2 separate regions of the Homo sapiens genome follow, and region 1 is linked to region 2. A link is a loop called in an ENCODE intact Hi-C map of the cell type or tissue named here. Cell type or tissue: heart left ventricle. All regions are shown on one strand. Region 1 overlaps HSD17B12 (hydroxysteroid 17-beta dehydrogenase 12). Region 2 overlaps HSD17B12 (hydroxysteroid 17-beta dehydrogenase 12).

The links. Peaks named below come from ENCODE experiments on the same cell type or tissue, not always from the same donor. Only the 100,000 strongest peaks of a DNase experiment are listed, where the experiment ranks them.
Region 1: a loop joins it to region 2, with 3 times the contacts of the local background. A loop is called at or near these places in 3 of 110 quality-filtered maps.

The regions. Positions count from the first base shown.
Region 1 is chr11:43,792,046-43,797,045 of GRCh38, reverse strand. All of the region lies in intron 3 of HSD17B12 (hydroxysteroid 17-beta dehydrogenase 12), which reads right to left. Among named protein-coding and RNA genes, the nearest start is that of ALKBH3, 86 kb to the left of the region's middle. In heart left ventricle, no CTCF peak of the experiment used is centred here; no DNase peak of the experiment used is centred here.
Region 2 is chr11:43,731,913-43,736,912 of GRCh38, reverse strand. All of the region lies in intron 1 of HSD17B12 (hydroxysteroid 17-beta dehydrogenase 12), which reads right to left. It also overlaps the pseudogene PHB1P2. Among named protein-coding and RNA genes, the nearest start is that of HSD17B12, 54 kb to the right of the region's middle. In heart left ventricle, no CTCF peak of the experiment used is centred here; no DNase peak of the experiment used is centred here; H3K4me3 peaks cover 322 bases; H3K27ac peaks cover 1,041 bases.

The sequences.
Region 1 (5,000 bases), 60 kb before region 2:
CTTATTTGGTGTTAAAGGTATACTTACTGTGCTAATATAAATGAGTTATAGGTGTGCTCATGTAATGGGAAGTTAGAGACAGAGCTGTAATTTCACAATAGCTGGTCCAACATGTCTACTTTAACATTTCACAGAATTTATCACCAGTAAATAAAGAATGCTGACTTTATTATAGCCACAGATCCACAAGGGAAAAAAAAAGCCCCAAAACAAAAGCTTAAAAATACCTTTGATTAAATGAAAAACTTCATTCAAGAATAACATAAGGTAAATTTATCTATTTATTTTGAAAAGCAAATTATTTTTCCATACTAGTATTAGGTATTGACATTCAGGAAATTTTCTACCAATAAAAGCCAACTCACAACTCCTGAACCAAATTCACTCTTCTGCATCTCACAGGATTTGCTGAATGTACATACTTACATTGTAGAGTTTTGTATAGATATGTTGCTAAAAAGATTCAATGACACTTTCACGAAGAATGTTATTTAGTAATGAACCAAAGCAAGCTCTTTGTATTCACATTAGCATAAGCAAATGGCTTCTGGTACAAGTTTTTCAGGTTAATTAAAATTTCTGAACTCATACCTAGATTTCCCAGAATCATGTACTAATACAGTGACCACTGCCTTTTTTAAAAAACAACTTTTCTTCACTGCCTCTATTGTGAGCCTTTCCATTTTTTTTTTTCTTTTAAGAGATGGGGTCTCAAGCCTGGGCTTAAGCCTCCTTAGTAGCTGGGACTATAGGCACACACCATCGTTCCCGGCTTTTCCTATTTAACGTAGGTCAGACCATGATACCCACCTCTTCACAAACCTCCAGAGATTTCCCTCTCACTCAGAGTAAGAGCCAAAAGGCTGTGGCAACAGCCTAATAAACGGTGTGAGTTTATTGGCTGAACTCACCTCCAACTACTCTCCCCGTTGCTCCTCAGTTCTAGCCATAGGGGATCCTAGCAGTTGTTTAGATACAGAATGTTGTCCACGTACACTCGGGACTTAAACTTACCATTCCCTATGTTTGGAATGCTCTTCCACATCCCTTGTCTCTGGTGGGTCCTTGAGCAAATGTTACCTTCTCAGAGAAGCCTGCCTTGCCCACCCTTTAATAAATGCAACCATCCCCCCCAGCACTCCTCATGCCCTTCCCTGCTTTATTTTATCCCATTGTACTTACCACCTTCTAATACACTAGGTAGTGTATTTTAATAATGTACATGCTTGTCTATATGTCTTGACTCAAATTAAGCTTCAAGAAGACAAGGACTTGGTTCTGTTTTGTTCAGTTGCTCAACAATGGCACAAATGATCTGGGATTTTCCCACCCTCCTCTCTTTTCCCTTAGGCTGGCTCCTTTCCTGGAGGGCCATTGCCATTCCATGCATCGCATGCAGACAACAATGTTCGGAGGCAGAGATTGTATGTCTCTGTGATATGTCCCTTTTATAGAGAGAAAATTTCCCCAGAAGAATCCAGCAGACTCCCACCACGTTTCCTTTCCAAGGAATATGGTACATGCATGCTATTGACCAGGGACATGGTTGGGTGGACTTTCAGAATTCCATCAACTGCCTCCACCTCCACCATCGAGTTCTGTGAATCAAAAATAGATGTGCATATATAAGAATAGGACAGGAACTGTCTCTTTCTGGGCCAAGGCAATTGAATAAGAATTATAATGGAGGGGTCTAGAAGGCTAAGGTGGGAGCTAGCTAGCCTATGTTAAAAAAGAAAAGTTGAGAACGATGGTGTGTGCCTGTAGTCTCAGCTACTCAGGAGGCTTGAACTTGGGGCTTGGAGACCAGCCTAGAAGTAAATCTAGGCATCTTCCCCCTTCCCATAGCCTATTACCCTGCATGTGACCCTGCCAACAGAAGACAAGACAAATGGACAAGAATCCTCTAACTTTAAACATCAGTATGAGGGTGAATTAAGCACCTGGAACAGAAGTAGATACCAGATATACATAACACAGCCCTCATTTCCATCTTCACACCTCCCCAACCTGTTTTTTTTCATAAAACCACCAGTCTACAACTCAGCAACAGCCTACTGCTAGGGAAGAATAAGCACTTTACCAAAGTTTTTGGAGTAGTACTTCTTCTGGGACTCTGATCCTTGCCTCATTACAAAGGTCTAAGAAATGACACAGCCTCTCTCTTTTTTCCAGAGTAGGAGTTGAAATAAGTTAAAATCAATATCCCACAAGTGTGTAGGATAAAGATGCACAAACAATTGGATTTGGAGGTTGCAATGAATATGATATGAGCCACACAATTACCCCTTCAGTGAAACTCATGTTGCCCTAATTGTGGGAGTATCACCAGCAGACAGCTTTTGGGTGTCAGCCTCAGCTGCAGAGTTGCCTTGTCCAAGATCACGCTCTTTCCGTAGCATCCTCATCCAATGGCTGATCCCGGTGAATGTTTAAAGTGATTGGACAGCTTGTACCTACAAGATTCTGATTCCAGAAGTATAGTCTGTTTATTATCTTATTTTTCTGTTCTTTCACAATGCCCTAGTTTTAGTTATGCTACATCTAAAATGGGTTTCAACATTTCTAGTAGTGCAAGTCTACTTTGTTCTTCTTTTTTAAAAACTTATTGCTTATCCTCACCTGTTTAGTCTCAGTTTTGATTGGGATTACATTAAACATTTCAATTAAAGAATGACAATGTGGCATTCCCTCCGGGCTCTCCATTTATTCAAATGTTTTGTTTAAATATCTCACAGTAAAATCTTGTGGTTGTAAATTCTTAAAGACTTAAAGAATTCCATGATATATACAGATACTCAATACTATTGATGCCTATTGACAAATCAGTCGGTATCTGAAATTGTATGAGCTAGCATCCCACTACTTACAGTTGTGGTTACATATAGTCATGACCCATCCCAACTTTATTTTCAGATGAAAATAATTATCAGATGGTCTTGGCCAACTGCCTCTCAGCCTAGTGGCTAAGACCAAACACCAAGAAGAAAAAAACTGGTATGAACTGCTCGAGGCAGTCAACTAACTAGAAATGGAGGCAGAAATGCAACTCTGGCATAAAAAGTGGAGAATGAAGCTAAGCTACACTGATACTATTCACTCCCTTTCTATCTACTGCTCCATTGAAAACCAGATAACTACAATTGTGGAAAAGCAGAAAGCAAATATTATTTATAACGATAGTGCTATAGAATAATGAATATCCTCACTGGCCTCAAGCCATTCCATCACCTGCAAGAGCACATGCACCACTCCTACAGTCACACTGCTGTTTACGACACAGAGTATTCAGAATTCATTCAAGGTCAAGTCTGGAATTGACAGAAAAGGAACTGAACCCTCAAATAGTCTCAAGATGCTGCTGAAACACCTCTCAATATTAAAACTCACACATTTTTAGGTACAAGCCAAGAAAGGTGATAAATATATTCAGAATGGCTTTATGTTTACCATACTTCCAGCTCTGGCCATCATCATTTTCATTTTGCTCAACAAATTGGCATTTCCTTTTAAATTTCTCTTTCTATAAAAATAATTTTATAGATTTTAGAAGGACTTTCCTCAAGTTTTTCCCCTAGGTGGCTGGGGATATTAAGTCTGAGAATGTTACAAAAGAAGTCTAATTTACATAAACTTGTGTGTTATTTGTGTTTTTTCTATTAATAAAACCAAAATATATATGTTGACTCTCCTTTGTCCCCACATCTGCTCCAAATAAACAGCCTGCCTTCCCCTGTAAGTTTTAGGTACTATCCATTATGAAATTTCTGTCATATCACCCTTCCTCACTTTTTCCATATTATAACATTATTATAACATTCTTTAAGATTCAAGTCATGTTACTGCATCCGTGGACATATTTTTCACTATTCCTATTTCCTCCAAGGTAAAGCTACTTCCACTCTCTGCTGTGCTCCTAGAAACCTTCTATATAACCCTACGAGGCACTTAATATATTAAGCAAAGAGTCTGTTTCTTAAACAGGGAGCATTATTTGTCATATTTGTATTCCCTGCAGCTAGCACCATGTCTGGCATAAAGCAGAGGTCATTCTGCTCAATGTTTGTTAAATGAGTAAATAAAGCTAGGCCAACACAGCTGATTTATTAAAATCATCTTCTCAATACTTCTTGAATTCCTCCCTATAGAAATTACATTTCTTACATGCTGGTAAGAAATGTATGTATAAGACAGAACATTAGGCATATTAAAATATAAGCTAGAGTGGGGTGTGGTGGTGCACGCCTGTAGTACCACCTACTCTGGAGGCTGAAGCAAGAGGATCACTTGAGCCCTGCAGTTTGAGACCAGCCAGGACAACATAGCAAGACTCCAGCTCTCAAAAAAAAAAAAAAAAAAAAAAGGTTACATTGAGAGACAATTCAGTTCCTCCATCTGTCATACACGGGTCTGGACTATCATTCTCATATAAATTCAAACATTTTAGAGTTATAAGAAACCTTAGAAACCATCCCATCTCATGAATAAAGTACTCTAAGCTTGGCTCAGGGGCACATATATGAAGGTTGAGGATATTTTAGTCATGTACCAATCTCCCTTATTCCAGTCTTGGAAAAGATAATGAGTTGGGGAGAGGAGACTCTTAGAGAAACAGCACTATATTCAATGCGTACCAATTTTAGCATCTTAAAAATAAATTCATAAAATTCAGTTTGTAACCATAAAAATGTCTCGCACGTTTTTTAAAAAACCTCTCCATTTTCACTAAAATTATGTTTTACAGTATTTAGAGATTTAAAAGATGCAAGACAAGTCTTTTGTACTTTCTCTAATTTTAAGGGGAAAAGAAAAACAAAGTACCCTAACCAATTTCTCTCCACTTCCCTTCTTTTCCTGTCTTCTTTCCCCCACAACTCCTAGGCCTTACCGTATCCTTACATCCCTACTATCCCTTGGGGTGAGACATCCCCCAACAAAGAAAGCCTGCCTTACATGACTTTGGAAAAGGTGATTGTGTACCAGAAGGGAATAATTGATCT
Region 2 (5,000 bases):
GCTAAAAATAGCAGTCTCAACTGATTCAGGCAAACAGTGTAGGGGCTTAGCAGTGCTGAATTTAGAAACCACAGAAGTCCCTGAGAGCAAATGCTAACGTAGTCTTAACACACGCCAGCTCATATTTAACAAAGAACAAAGAAGAGAAGCATGCAGGGTGCAAGTTAATAAAACAGCAGCAACTTCCTCCATTTTTATTAAAGACAAACAGTGAAAGTGATGCAATATAAGACCACTCTAACTTGTTCTCCTAATCATATTATAAAAATAATTTTACAGAAAAATATTAGTTTATGCATACACCCAGATATTGTGGGCATTTTCCACAATCCCATGGTATGAGGAAGCACACATCTTTCTTCAAGAACAGTAGATTATTATAGAAAGAAAATGCCCAGTTTACAAATGTCCTGTCCCAATACAGAGTCCCCTTTTTCCCACTCAGTCCTTTCAGGTTCCCCACTGAGCAGCCCTCTCTTCGACTCTTTACTCCCCTTCTTTTGACCCAACCAGACACTGCAGACTGTTCTACTTGTCACTTAAAAAACTGGCAAACCCAAACAACAACAATAACAAAAATTCAAAGCATCTATAGGTCCAGAACAGAAAAACGAAAACAAAAAAAAAACTGTGAAAAGCAGATTTGCTTAAAGGCAGTTACTCCCCTGGGCCGACTTCCAGGCAAGGCCCTGCGATTCCTTCTGGTGGCACCATAACCCAAAAATGCCTTCTGCCTGATTTTTTCACTTTATTTGGTTAACTAAAAACCCTTCCAAATAATGATTCATTTTGGTTAATGCCACATCCTCTTTAAAAATGCAAACCCATGTATAAGAATTAAAAGGCTATCAATCTTTATGCCTCAGTGTGATCTGATTCAAACTACTTTGTGGCTTCCTTTGGGAATACCCAAAATGTGGGAGTAACACGGAAGGGGCCTCATGAAAATAGGAATTCTCATGCTGTTCTCGTGACAGTGAGTGGGTTATCAGGAGGTCTGATGGTTTAAAAGCGTGTGGCAGTTCCCCCTCGATCTCTCTCTCCTGCCACCAGGTAAGACATGCCTTGCTTCCCCTTCATCTTCCACCATGATTGTAAGTTTCCTGAGGCCTCCCCAGCCATGCAGAACTGTGAGTCAATTAAACCTCTTTTCTTTATAAATGACAGAGTCTCAGGTAGTTCTTTACAGCAGTGTGAAAACATACTAATACAACAACCCACACATAGAATGAGAGAAAACATTTGCAAATCATCTATATAATAAAGGTTTATTATCTAGAATATATAAAGAATTTGTACAACTCAGTAACAAAATGATGATCCAATTTTAAAATTGGGCAAAGGACTTGAATAGACATTTATCCAAAGAGGATATACAAATGGCCAACAGGCATAAGAAAAAAGCTCAACATTATTAGAGAAATGAAAATCAAAACTACAGTGACACACTAGGTTGACCGTAATTTTTTAAAATGTAAATTAAGTGTTGGTGAGGATGTGGGGAAATTAAAGCCCTTGTACATTGCTAGTAGAACTATAAAATGGTGCAGCCACTGAAGGAAACAGGTTGGGAGTTCCTCAAAAAGATCAACAGAAATACCATATGACCTGGCAATTCCACTCCTAGGTATATAGCCCCCAAAACTGAAAACCTGTATTCAAACAGAAACTTGTATATGAATGTTCCTAACAGCACCACTGCCAATAGCCAAAAGGTAGAAACAACTCAAATGTCCAACAAATGATGGCTGAATAAACAAAGTGTAGTATATACATACAATGGAATATTATTCAGCCACAAAAAGGGATTAAGTACTGATACATGCTACAATGTGGATGAACCTTATATATGAACATCATGCTTAATGAAAGAAGCCAGACACAAAATGTATTCTATTTACACGAAACATCCAGAATAAATAGGTAAGTCCATAGAGGAAGAAAGCAGATTAGTGGTTGCCAGGGACTGTGGATGGGAGGATAGAGAGGGACTGCTTAGTGGGTATGGTGTTTCCTTTTGGGGTGGTAGAAATACCTTGAAACTAGATAGAGGTGAAAGTTGCACAGCAGTGTGAATGTACTAAAGCCCCCTGAATCGTACACTGTGAATTCGTTAATGGTTAATTTTATGTAATGAGAATTTTACTTGAATTTCTTTTAACCCTGCCCCCCCATTTTTTGGGGGGATGGGGTTTCTGAAGTGATTTTACCTTTATTTCCTTCACTTTTTAAGCCAATCATGAAATTTCACAGTGATTTCTGGGGTGGGGGCAGAAGGAAGGCGGTGTTAAGAATCATCGGGGCTGTGGCCAGTTGGCCCGTGAAGATGCAGGCAGGGTGGGCCCTCACTGGGGCAGCTGGAGGGGCACGGACTGCCCTGCTGGCAGGTAGGTGATATTCCGAGAGCGAGAGCTGGTATGCAATGTCCTCCACGACTTCCAGCTTACACAGCTCGATCAGGCTGTCCCCTGCGGTGGCCAGTGAGTTGGTGATCAGCTCGGCTGCCTTAGAGTCACCCTCAGCAGAGATGATGGCCGCCTTTTTCCTCTGCTCAGCCTTTTCCACCACAGATCTGGCCCTCTCTGCTTCCTGCTGAGCCACCTTTTTGGCTTCCACGGCTTCTGTGAACTCCTTCCTGAAAGTCAGATGTGTCAAGGACACGTAGTCCAGGATGAACCCAAAGGTGGCTGCTCGCTCCGTAAGGTCGTCGCTCACCTGCCTGGAGACCAGCTCTCTCTGGGTGATTAGTTCTCCAGCATCAAAGCGTGCCACCACTGACTTGATTTGGTAGTGATGGACGGCAGCACACGCTCATCATAGTCCTCTCCGATGCTGGTGAAGATATGAGGAAGTTGGCTAGCGATAGGCCGGAAGAGGATCCGCCGTGTGATATTGACAATCTATAAATCTTTGCTACCAGTGATGACTGGAGCATTACGTGGTCGAGAACAGCAAAGATAATTGGTTTCTGTACCCATGGGATGAGAAAGTGAGTCCCTTCCCCTACTACAATGTCCTGTACTCCATGGAATTGGTCAAAGATCGCAGCTCTGTGCCCAGCATCCACATTATATAAGGCAGAGTTTACCACACCTCCTGCAACGGCTAAGACCAGGCCAAACTTGCCAATGGACTCAAACACTTTGGCAGCCAAGTTTTCTTCTGCTGGGCCCTCTCACACCTTCTTCCACTCTGACCTCCACATGAATTCCCCCTAAACCCCTTTTTTTAAAAGTTACTAAAGATTAGCTTTTTACCAAGGGCTAGATCAGGAAAGGGACAGAAATTGCTATTTTTCTTGGTGTATCATTCCTTGAATTTGGGAAGTAAAACTATTCAATGTATCACTCAATTTACACTACAGAATACAGAGAATCCTAAGTTCGGACTGCTCCTATGGGTGGAACAGCCTTTTAAAATTTAAATCTAAATGTATCAAGTGCCTAACATGTGCCAAACACAGTAGCAGATACTTTACAGACAATGTCTGTTTTAACAGATCCCAACACTCTATAAGGTACAATCAGTAGTTCCCCAAACAACCCTAGGAGGGTGGTAGATAATAAGACCTGATTAAAGCATCTAATTTAACAGAAGAAGTGACAATCTCAGAGAGGTTAAATGACTTGTCACTCATCACATCATAATCTGATCGCCACAACATAAACCCAACGATACAATACAATATTGCTTTATAAACTAGGAACTACCTATAACAGACGCATTCAGCAATAATGCACTGTGCACACACAAATACTCCAAAGAGTGGATTCCTCATTAATCTGATAATGCTGAATCCAACTTTATTTTTCATTACCTTTAACCAACGTTTTAACTTCAAACAGTCCACCTGGTATTTCCCAAATACAACATGCCAGGGAATCAGTTTCATATTGTGCCCAAGTCACTCTTCACCACTGAGAATGACATTTTTCTTTATTCCTCATTCCCATCAGCCACTTTTTAAACAACCTGAGGCTAGGCATTGTGGCTCACATCTGTAATTCCAGCACTTTGAGAAGCCAAGGCAAGACGATTGCCTGAGCCAGGAGGCTGAGGTTGCAGTGAACCATGATCATGTCATTGCACTTCAGCCTGGGCAACAGAGACTGTCAATTAATTAATTAGTTAATTAATAACGTGAACTTCAACTGGGCACAGTGGCTCACATCTATAATTCCAAGCACTTTGAGAAGCCAACGCAGAAGGATCACTTGAGACCAGGAGTTCGAGACCAGCCTGGGCAACAGCAAGACCCTGTCTCTACAAAAAATAAAAAAGGTTAGCCAAGCATGCTGGCACCTGCCTGTAGTCCCAGCTACTCGAGAGGCTGAGGAAGGAGGATTCCTTGGGCCTAAGAGTTAAGAGGCAGCAGTGAGTTATGACTGGGCCACAACACTTCATCCTGGATGACAGAGGCCCTGTCTCTAAAAAAAAAAAAAGATCCACCGCTGACTGCAACCAATAGCCTAACTGCTGCCCCTTCCTTTTGCAGTTTCAACAAAACAACTAACCAGCAGCATTTCTTCCTGATAAGAGACCAACCATGGAGTGTGTATAGTCCACTCTCACGCTGCTGATAAAGACATACCCAAGACTGGGTAATTTATAAAGGAAAGAGATTTCATTGACTCATAGTTCAGCATGGCTGGGGAGGCCTCAGGAAATTTACAATCATGGCAGAAAGGGACGCAAACACATCCTTCTTCACATGGTGGCAGCAAGGAGAAGTACAGACTAAGGGCAGAGGAGAGCCCCTTATAAAACCATCAGATCTCATGAGAACTCACTATCAGGAGAACAGCATGGAGGTAACCACCCCAAGATTCAATTACCTCCCACCAGGTCCCTCCTACCACATTAAGGAGATTATGGGAACTACAATTCAAGATGAGACTTAGGTCAGGGGGGACACAGCCAAACCATATAGAGTGGTTCTGGCCAGTCTACAGAGGAAGCACAGTAAAGGTTTTTGTGTGCTCTGCTTCATCTTTTGATGT